Regions from separate parts of the Homo sapiens genome. Here region 1 is linked to region 2. The links are chromatin contacts, found by Hi-C or POLR2A ChIA-PET in ENCODE. All regions are on one chromosome and are shown on one strand. The core of a region is the stretch at or near the end of the contact, and the rest is flanking DNA. Distances in the headings are between cores, read along the strand shown. Region 1 has its middle 11 kb from the start of LINC01104. Region 2 overlaps AFF3 (ALF transcription elongation factor 3).

The links. Hi-C counts contacts between places; a loop is a spot of excess contacts on that map. ChIA-PET counts read pairs that join two places held with the same protein, here RNA polymerase II (POLR2A).
Region 1: a loop to region 2 is called in a map of endothelial cell of umbilical vein, with 2.9 times the contacts of the local background. The contact joins two enhancer-like sites. A Hi-C loop is called at or near these places in 1 of 168 maps with a recorded cell type or tissue (endothelial cell of umbilical vein). POLR2A ChIA-PET finds 5 or more read pairs at or near these places in 1 of 52 experiments (activated CD4-positive, alpha-beta T cell).

What each region holds. Positions count from the first base shown.
Region 1 is chr2:100,194,575-100,200,162 of GRCh38, reverse strand. No RefSeq gene overlaps it. Among named protein-coding and RNA genes, the nearest start is that of LINC01104, 11 kb to the left of the region's middle. Within about 2 kb of position 2,427, at least 21 of the 41 ENCODE cell types and tissues checked have a DNase peak (open chromatin) inside an H3K27ac peak, as active enhancers do.
Region 2 is chr2:99,877,554-99,882,607 of GRCh38, reverse strand. The region is part of intron 7 of AFF3 (ALF transcription elongation factor 3); the gene reads left to right. Among named protein-coding and RNA genes, the nearest start is that of AFF3, 260 kb to the left of the region's middle. Within about 2 kb of position 1,872, at least 5 of the 41 ENCODE cell types and tissues checked have a DNase peak (open chromatin) inside an H3K27ac peak, as active enhancers do.

The sequences.
Region 1 (5,588 bases), core at 1,178-3,677, 320 kb before region 2:
GGTTTAAGTGGCTCACCGTTCTGCAGCCTGTCCAGGAAGCACGGCGGCATCTGCTCAGCTTCTGGGGAGGCCTCAGGAAACTTACAATCATGGCAGAAGGCAAAGGCAAAGGGAAGCCAGCACTTCACATGGCCAGAGCAGGAGGAAGAGGGAGGAAGGAGGTACCACACACTTTTAAATGACCAGCTCTCATGAGAACTCACTATCATGATGACAGCACCAAGTGGCGGATGGTGTTAAATCATGAGAAACCGCCCCCATGATCCAATCACCTCCCACCAGGCCCCACCTCCACACTAGAGATTACATTTCAACATGCGATTTGGGTGGGGACACAGATCCAAACCTTAGCAGCCGGCCACCACTTTTCTCACAGTGGCCAGCTCACCATCACAATATGCTCTTGAAGAAAATAAAATGATCACACATGACCTGGAGATTTGAGGACTATGTCTTGGTGACCATTTGGGCCAGGAACTGCTGAACTTCAGCTGCCTTTATGGAGACTGTAAGCTTCACGGGGACAAGATCCATGTGAACCTCGCTTCCATTAGTCCCTCCAAACCCCATCCCAGTGCCGGGCCCATGGCAGAGCCCTGCTAAGGACAATCTCATGGACAGAGCTCCTGCCTAGGAGGTCACTTGGGGAGTCAGGTGCCTGGTTTGGACTCTTGCTTCTGCTCTTTGCTGTGTGACATTAGGCAAGTCACCTCACCTCTTCGAGTCTCAGCTTTCTCATCTCTAAATATGAAGATGAAATCTGCTTCCTGGGGTGGTTGTGAAAACAAGTGAGAAAATTATTGTGAAAGTGTTTTGTAAACTGTAATTAATATAAATATAAGCAATTAACCAAGATCCAGTTGCCTTGCAAGGCACTGATGGTGAGGCCCAGGGACCTCCAGCCGCTTGCTCTCCAGGCAGCCTAGCCATCCCAGGGACCCCAATGCCTGAGTCCATATTGGGCAGGTTCCCTTGGAATGCTGAGAATGAAGGTGAATATACTTGGTCATGCCATAGGAACTTCAGGTCAAAACCCCACACAGCTGAGTCCCTCTGCTGGCCCTGCTCCAAGGCGGAAGAAGGGTGATCTCTGATACTCACTGTCACTCACTGTGTGCTGGCCATGTCCCATCACCAATGAGGCGAGCAGAATCGCCTCATTCACAGAGGGGAGAGGCTGAGACCACAGCCTGGAGGGCAGGCACAGGCCCCTGAGCAGGGCAGAAGCCACGGCAGGCTGCCTTCCAGGGCTGCCATCCAACTTCAGAGCCCCCAACCGACCACGGAGGTGCACTGACAAGCTCTCCTCTGAGAACCTGAGGAGTTTTGAGGCTAGGATCTGTCTATCCCGCTCACTGGGGCCCAGCCCCATCTGGGAGATAGTGCCACAGAAGCTGCTGGCTCACTAAAAATTAAACCTTCCTCCAGCTAAGTCCAGGGCACAGACTGAAAGGACCATCCTTCACTGACTGCTTGTGAGGAGGCGTGACCGTGCCCGGCCAGGCCCTGAGTTGCTGAGCCTCTTGAGGAGGGGGTGAGGGCAAATGCGGGTGCCCCAGGCAGAGCAGGGAGGACGAGGGGGAGAAGGGCTGTGCTCTGCCGAGGGCAGGTTTGCAGGGAAAATGTTTTAGTTTCTGTTTTTTATTAAGGTGAGATACATGTAAGATGAAGCATTTAAAATTATATAGCACAACTCAGGAGCATTTAATATCTCCCCAGAAGCACGCAGCCGTCACCCTTTCCAGTCTTAAAACATGTCCATCACCGCTAAAGGAGAGCCTGTGGGGATTTTGGAACTGTGACCCTGACCACCTCCTTCAGATAAGTCCTCAGGGTGCCTTGTGCTGCCTCTGCGTAAATGGATTTCAGGGGGAGGGCCTGGGGGATTCCATATCTGACTCTTCCTCAGGACAGGTGACACAGGAGCCAAAGGCAGGTGGGACCCACACCTAGAGTCAGTCTGGGGGTGGCAGGAGTCAGCAGGAGGCCACTGAAAAGGGGGAGTTTGTGAAGCCACCTTTACCTCACAGGACAGCCTCTTCAGAGCTCTCCAAGGACACAGAGGCCCCAGCTGACCTCTGGGTTATATAAGCCATTTGTGTGTCTAAAAGGCAGCTTCCCAAGCTCAGCACAGAAATTTCTAGTACATAAAATGCCTTCCTCCGAGCTGTACCCATTGTGCCTTGCATTCCAGAAGCAACTGTGCTTCAGACAGCTGCTGTAAATTGTCCATGAAGCAAGGCTGTTCTCCTATTGGCTCTGTGATCATCTCCAAGGCAGCTTCCCATCTCTCACTGTTTCTGCCTTGGGCTGATAATGGTGCAAAGCAGGCGAGGAAGGGAGAGGGCGGGGAAGAGGGGCCCGAGCTCCCTGCTGGCCTTCTGGGCAGCAGCCTCCCAGGAGCAGGCGGCGGCGTCCAGCTTCCTGGAGCCACAGCCAGGCCCAGGCATGAGCTCTGCCCCTCCCCCAGGCTGCTGCTGCCCGCACCCCAACCTCTCCTCTTGTCTAGAGTCAGAGCCACATTTTTTATTTCCCTCTGGTGCATTTCTGGTATTTCTTAGTTGTTTTACCGAAAAGCCACTTTGAAGAACATCTCTATTCTTTAAAGCGAGGTGTACCTATGTACTCTTGAGCTAAGATTTTATTTTATTGAGGATTTCCTTATATTGTGATTATTTAATGGACAATCTGCCCTGCTGGGAATGGCAGCAAATGAAACTATTGACAGGAAAAAAAAGATGCACTTTCTGAGACACACTTGGCAAAGCAAATCCAGCTTCTTACAAGAAAAGAATGTAATGAATTTTTCTCTATTTTTAGTCACACATAAATCCCTTTAATAGGTTTGAGCTCAAAACTCCATATTTGTCTTGGCCTGAAGTTCAATTTACAGGGTAAGTTTAAAGGACAGTGTGCTTGTCCGGCTCTGCGCATCACGTCTCCCCAAGTGGGCAGAGAGGCCTGCAGGATCCAGGGTGTCACGGCCACCCTGCAGCTGGGGCCCTCACACATGTCCGGGGATAGAAAGGAAAGGGCCTCCTCTCGGCTTTTCTGGGAGGAGATCAGATGGGGATAAAATGCCCACCGTGGGCCTGGGAACAGCAGTTATCATATCCCAGTCCGGAAAGATGGGAGGGAACAATTTTGAAGTCCACCCTCAGGGAATTTAAACGAAGGCCCCAGCGGGAAGGGGGTGGGATCACTACACTGAAATGAAAGACGGAGAAAAAGAAAAGCATTGCAGCGGCCGGGCGCGGTGGCTCACGCCTGTAATCCCAGTACTTTGGGAGGCCAAGGCGGATGGATCACTTGAGGTCGGGAGTTTGAGACCAGCCTGACCAACATAGAGAAACCCCAGCTCTACTAAAAAGACAAAATCAGCTGGGGGTGGTGGCGCACACCTGTAATCCCAGCTACTCAGGAGGCTGAGGCAGGAGACTCACTTGAATCTGAGAGGAGATGGTTGCGGTGAGCCAAGATCGCACCTTTGCACTCCAGCCTGGGCAACAAGAGTGAAACTCCATCTCAAAAAAAAAAAAAAGAGAAAAAGAAAAGTGTTGCAGCCTAGGGTCACTGTAAGACTCTAAGCCTCCCTGTTGGACAACTTAATTTTTTTTAGGTCTTAACACAGACAGAGAGTCTTTGCCCTGCACAAGGGATACGGCCAGGATTATGTAGAGGGAGGCAGGCCCAGCATTGGCAATGAGGGGTGACTAAGGAGACAACATTAACAAGAGAGATCAAAGCCATGGCCAAACCAAAAGTTGCACAAGGGCCACGCCATGTCACCAGCCCCGTAGGAAGGCAGAGGCATTGGAGGCTGCTGACAGTGAACAAGAAAGGGTAGTGTCTTGACTTCAGAGGCAAAGTACCCTAAAGGACCACATGGGACTAACCTGGGAGCCCTGCCAGGAAGCTAGAAGGACATTGTGGGGTGGGGGAAAGAGGGTTTAGGGAGTCGTAAGCAAAGCAACCAGCAGACCCATACCTCCTTGACCACAGCCTCAGGTTGCCATGGTTTGGGAGTCCCAACCCACATATGTTTACATCAGGGCAACACACTTGAGATGAAAGAAAAACACTGCAGCTCACGTTGCCTGTAGTCCGGAGATGACCCCTGTTCTTACCATACGCCATGATTAGTGATAAAACAGGGCTTAGAGCTTCTGGGATCAGGGAGGGGCTGGCATCACTAGCTAGGGGTGTACCCACGGCTCACCTCCTTCAACATCTGCCCAAACCAGCTGCCATATGAGCAGCCAAGACGCACTGCATTGCTGCGGAACAGCCCATCCTTTCCACGCCCCCTCCTCCTTCCAACTCCCCTAGGAGTCAAACCAGGTGATAGCCCCGTATGCCTAGCAAACTGCCTTTGTATGATGCTCTGTGCTGCTTGAAGCACTTGAACAAGCTTTCACTCTGTCCCCATCAGCCCTCAGTGAGACAAGCAAGGCAGGGAGGTGCATCATAGATTTGTCATTGAGAGACTAAGCCACAGAGAGGCTCCGCCACTGCTCAGGGTCAAAAGCCCTGCGCTAGAACCCAAGTCTCTCCACTCCAGTTCTGATGGATGCACCATGGCCCTCCACAACCCATGGGATATCAACATCCTGCTGGGGTGATTTTTAAAGTATTCCTTTGAAATGCATGTGGCGTAGACATACATAACTCATTTTTTAAATCTACATAATCTTAAAAATTACAGCATACAGAGAATAGCCTCCTTGAGACTGCCAGCATTGACAGCACAAAGCAATAGAGAATTGGAAATCAATCTGTTTTCCAGGTCAAAATCCTTTAGTATAAGCTCTCATTAAAGGCTTTTAAAAGCACCTTTGCTGCCTTCAAGTTCTTTAAATGTCTTTTGCCTTCTTACCGCCTTTTGTGTGTGTGGTAAGAACACTTAACATGAGCTCTACCCTCTTAATGTTCAAGTGCACAGAACTGCATAATTAACTAGAGGCACTGTGTTGCACAACAGAGCTCTGGAACTTGTTCTCTGCACTTTAAGCATAAACAGCACCACCTGAGCCCCTTCAATGTGGTCACCAGGTGTGTCTGTTATTCCAGTCATAGCTGGGAACCTGCACAGTGCCTGGCCCCTGGGTGTTTACTGGGGAGGCAACAGAGTGCACGCCTATTGTCGTGGTCTCATTTTTCAGAACTTCTGGTGGAGAGACATAGGGTTTGAGATTTTTCTGACTAAATCACAGTAAGAAATCTACTCCAAACTTTACATTCTAAACTTGCATAGTTTGAATAACAATGGGATCTTAGTTCCTCTAAGTCTATGCCCAGGTTCATTCCCCAAAGTGCAGAAATCGAACCCCGGCCGTTCTCCCTACAGTGGTGGAGGAACCAAATCTACCGAATGTTCCTTCTGTCTCAGGAAACAGAAGGACCAAGCCAATCTAAATCTCATTTTTTAAGAGAATTATGTTTTGAAAGGAGGAGATTTATGCAAGTTTTCTGTTTAATTCAGAGCTACAGGGAAATCTAGATTGATCACAAAAGTAGTTTCCACCCTTCCCTGTGGCATTGGAAACAGCACGTGCTGCACATGCCGTTGTGGAGGTCTGACCATCAGT
Region 2 (5,054 bases), core at 623-3,122:
AGACCTTCCAAGAGAGATGCCCCTTCTCTAGAGGTGAGCCTGCATTGGGCACTGCTGTGAGGGATGAGTGCTTCCCAAATGCAGCAGTCCTCATGAACCAGGCAGACTGAGGATGTGCTTCAGCCAGGGCTGCAGCCGGTCTGTAGCCACTGCAGGACCCCCCAGGCTTCTGTGCAGTGCTGTCACTAGCTTCTTTCACAGCTGGATAGTTTCTACCCTCCCTCTGGGATATTTCTGCAACATTTGACCTCATAAAAATATAGTGTCTTTAGAATGCCTAGATTGGTTAACGATAATTTATTCGGCAGAGTGGGGCTTTTGAAACCCCCTTGTGCAGATTAATGGCTGTTCCCTGGACATCAGGCAAACCTCAACAGTGCAGTTACTTGTGTCTTCATTTTATATATGTTCACCCACAGAGAGCTGGGAGCTGAGCTCTCTCACATAAGCAGGAACAGCCAAAGAATGCGAAGAATGATTTATGGGTTGCAGTGAGAGAGGGTGGGGAGAGTGAGGGGGAGAGAGAGAGAGACAGAGAGAGAGAGAGAGAGACAGGCAAATGAGGACCAATCATGCCAAAATGAGACATGATTTGCTGCTATTTTCCTTTCCCAGCGTGTTTTTCCTGGGTGCCTCCCCAGCAGAGCTGTTCAGTCACTTCTGTTGTGTGTGCTCATGCATAAATTCAGGTCAAGTACAAAACCCTGATTTCTCTATTCATCATAGGAACGGGTAATGTTCTTATCAATACATAACAAGAAATTGCAACTAATTTGGCTCATGACCTTCTTCTTTTATCATTAATGGTTGAACTGGTGTTTGCTTAGCCATTAATGCATTCAGTTCAGTAAACTAAAGCTGTTTGAAATTTTCACTAATCCTTTTCCATTGAGGGTTTCCCTGGACCAAATCACTTCTGAATAAAACAAAAAAGTGAATGCGTGCACAGGTTTCTCAGATTTTCCGGATCAAACATCATTTACAGGGCATACCATTTTAAAATGCGATTTTTTTTTTCTTTTCAAATCACCAATCCCATAGTACTGGAGAATGAATGAACTGTTTACTGAAAATATGAATTGCATGAACTTACCCCATAAAGTGTTCAAGTACTGAGGGCTTTTTTTCAATGAAAAAATGAAACAATATATAGAATAAAAGTAGAAAAAATGGTTTAACACCTAGCTTTTTTTTTTTTTTTGAAAAGATGCTTTTCAAATGAATCCGTCTTTGCTATTTAATTTACATTTTGAGGGCTCATTAGGATGATGAATGATGAGGCAGGAGAATAAAATATACTTCCTGAACAAAAGACAATCTCTGTAGCCTAATAACATTTTATGCCAGCACTTACATTTGTCAGAAGTGGATGCTATTTATCCCTATGATTATTTAAAAATCATTTTTATTGTCCTTTGTGCTGTGTCCTCTTCTGGGAATTTTAATTCAGAGTTTGACACCTACTTATTAACTTCCATGAAGTATAGAGTACAAAGGCCTATACTCTATAAAGAATTCTAAATAGCCGTGTTTATATTGCCTGCAGCTGTACACAAATTAGCTCAGTTTGGATTTGTTTCTATCAGAAATAGAAAGCCTGTTGGAATAGCGGGTAGCCTCTGCTTCCTCCGTGAAGTAAGTGCTCTCTGCTGTCTGCCCCCATCTGAACCAAGTGGGACTTGCGGGGTAGACAGAAGGGGAATTTTCCTAATTATGATACAGCCCTTATGCATAAGTACATTACTTCCATTTCCTTTGCCTCCTCCAACTGCTCGTCCCAAACAGCACTCCGTCATCTGTCGCCACATACAGATGCCCGTTCTTTCCTCTCTGATCTCCTTGCCCAGCCTACACTCCAACTCCCACACCCTCACTATTATTCCAGATTGCTTCTTCCTGAGCCATCTGTCTCCCTGGCTGTGGATTTTCCCAGCTACTCAGTGGGCTAGATTTTTTTCCAGGGTGGGTAGCACCTTTTGGAAATTGAGTGGGAGTTCTGGATGCCAGATGACATGCAGGCCAGGGGTCCTAGTGTGAGGGATTCTCCACGCTATGGCATAGCCCATAGCGCCAGCCCACGCTGCCCATCCCATGGCCGCCTGTCAAGCCTTGATTTCCACCCACCACCTCAGAATGCCAAAGAACTTTACTTGTGATTCATCCTAGAGGTTTTATAAAAGGTCAGGTGTCTGTTTGGTCTTTCCCGAGGGGAAAAACAGCTCTGCCGCTGAATCAGAGGCCTCAGGGTGAGCCATATCCTGGGGAGATGCCACAGCCAGCCCCAGAACACAGTTGGGCTCTCCAGGGGCGCGTGACACAAAACCAGGCAGTGCGTGTCTTGCTTCATTAGCTTTAATAACATGTACAAATGTTTCGTTGTCATTTCACTCCCGTTCCAGGCTCATGCCTGCTTGCTTCAGGTGATATTATGGTTTTTAGCAGGCTGGAAATAAAACAACCACCCACAAGAATTCAAAGATGAATCCTTGGAAAGTAAAATCTTTACTCCTATTTTAAATCTGTCTTACCAAACGATCCTTGCTGCTAATACTTCAAATCGATATTCTACAGGGAATCCAGCTTTGACTTATTGGTCTGGCTTCATTAGCAATTAAATGAACACGTAACCATCTGACCACCTTTATTGTTATTTTAGATAATATTAAAAAGTGATGCTCTGTTTGGTTTTTAACTGTTTTTATATTTTAATGAAAGTTACAGTGATAGCTGATACTCATACCTGTTAAAAGAGTTTGTAGCTACTTTATCTGTTCCCATGGACATTAATAGTAATCAAAAAGGACATAAAATACTCAAGAAAGTGGTGGACATTAAGACTAGGGTTTCTGTATTTAGGTCGCAGAGCACAGATATGGTCCTTGGGCACGTTGGCAAGATGTGATGGTTTGTGAACTTGGCCACGTGTGAAATGATGACTAATTTATTTTGCTGCCTTTGGCAAAATACACAAGAGTATAAGGACCATTCTTTTATACCCTGTTGACTTGGAGCAAACTATCCAAAAGCTCCAAATCATCTTGACAGAGAAACTCTTTTCATTCTCCTACCCACGAGGTGATAGAGAAATTCTACAAAGGTTGCTTGCTGTACCTCAAGGAAATAGAAGAAATACTGATACACACGCTGTAGTTTTTAATGTAGTGCTTCATTAATATTATTAATATTGTTGTTATACACGTTTATGGAGCTACTAGGAAGTTGATGAGCACAGCCCAGAAGATACAAACATGGTCCCTGTTCACAGTCAGAATTTAAATAAGCTGGAAGATGGATGTGATACTATGGATGGTATAAACATAGAAGTTCAGGGAAAGGAAATGATTTCAAGAAAGGAATTCCATGAATCTGCAGAACTCATTATGAACTGTGTAGGGACGTCACTGACTTTTTTCAAAAGCATAAATAATAGGTATCTTTGTTAAAGAATACAATCTGGAAAACAGTTTTAGAACTGCGTGCTTTATGTTTCCTTCACCGTGATCAGCTCCGGAATTTTTTTCAACCCTATGAGTTATCACTTCAGTGCTTCTTACCCGCAGATTCCTGGGCTGCCCATGAGTATAGACTTGATGCACATAAAAAAATTCTGACATCTTCTCTCTGAAGTTACCTAATTTTGTGGCCTTAGGGTTATCTAGTTGTTTTTTTTCTAACTTCTGTCTAGTTTCATTTAGATATTTGAAAGACAGTCCATGGACTTAAGGAATCCAAAGTGAATCCAAAGGGCTATTGTTTAAATCTCTGTGAAGTTTATTGGCCAGAATGCTCTAAAACAGAAAGTCTAAACCAGGTTTTGTTGGCAGGCATTGGGAATCCCCTAGCCAACCCTCCTTTTACTTTTACTTGGGAGACTTCATTATTTCCAAATCAAGAGTTTGGTGATAGTTTTCTTAGGGAATTGATGGAAATGTCTTACCTCTTCTTACATTTACATTTACCATTTACTATGTTTTTATTTTATGAATTCAGTAGATGCATACCCCCAGAGAGCATGAGACTTGGAAGAAATACAAGTCAGTGCCTCCTGGCAGAAACCTGAAATTTTTTTCCCTTAATTTTTATTAAAATCTACTTGTTATAAAGTAACATATTAAAGGGAGAAATCATGAGACTTTGAGTTAATTTGGAAGGCTCTGGGTGTTTAAAAATCCATCATGAACTCTTAGTGTGTCCCAATAAGTACATGATTACAGGTTGAAAATTTTCCCTGACCCTAAAGTACAAAAAAGTCTGATTAAGTCTAATCAGGCAGGGAAGAGCGTTCCATTGCAAGAACTGTTTCTCCCCAAAGTTGTAATTTAGCCACTTAACATTCAACCAAAAGAATTCTGTTCCAAGGTCAAATTGACCTGCCTGGATTTTTCTTCACAACTCAAAGCTCACGGATGACCTAGAGAATATTGCCATCGAGGTTAGGCAACCTTCCTCTTTCCGCTTCTTGTTTTCTCCTACTGCTTACCACAAATTTGCATTTTATTGGATGTCTATTTTTTTTCAACATAGGACTTAACTGTTAGGTGTTTCTGCAACATTTAATGATTACTAATCAAGGTAAGCTGACTGATAGTATCATGTCTGTGGAACTGGGGAGCAGTGTTGAGGGTGTGATGTAATAATAGAGTGATTTGATTTGATGTGTTCATCCAACATGCATTTTTTTAGTGCCTTCAGTACTTCTTACTACTCTCTCTCCAGCACCTAGAATAGCATCTGGCCCACAGTGGGACTTAGTAATACTTATTGCATGAATGAATAGTGCACGTTTTTGTGAATTACTTTGTTTTGGAATGGAAAAAAATTAACACCTAGAGTCTAGATAGTGTCTAGTCTCTATTTAGCAACCTTCATACTAGTAACAAACAAGCAGTATATATTTTTCTAAACAAAGTAGTATATTATGCTCATAAAATAGTTTTATGTTTTCATTTAATCTTTTCATTGCATTCCAAAAATAATCATCCTGGCTTCATGTGTTTTGTGAACATGGTCTGAACTTCTGACTATAGAATGATGGTCTTTAATAAAGTGCCAGT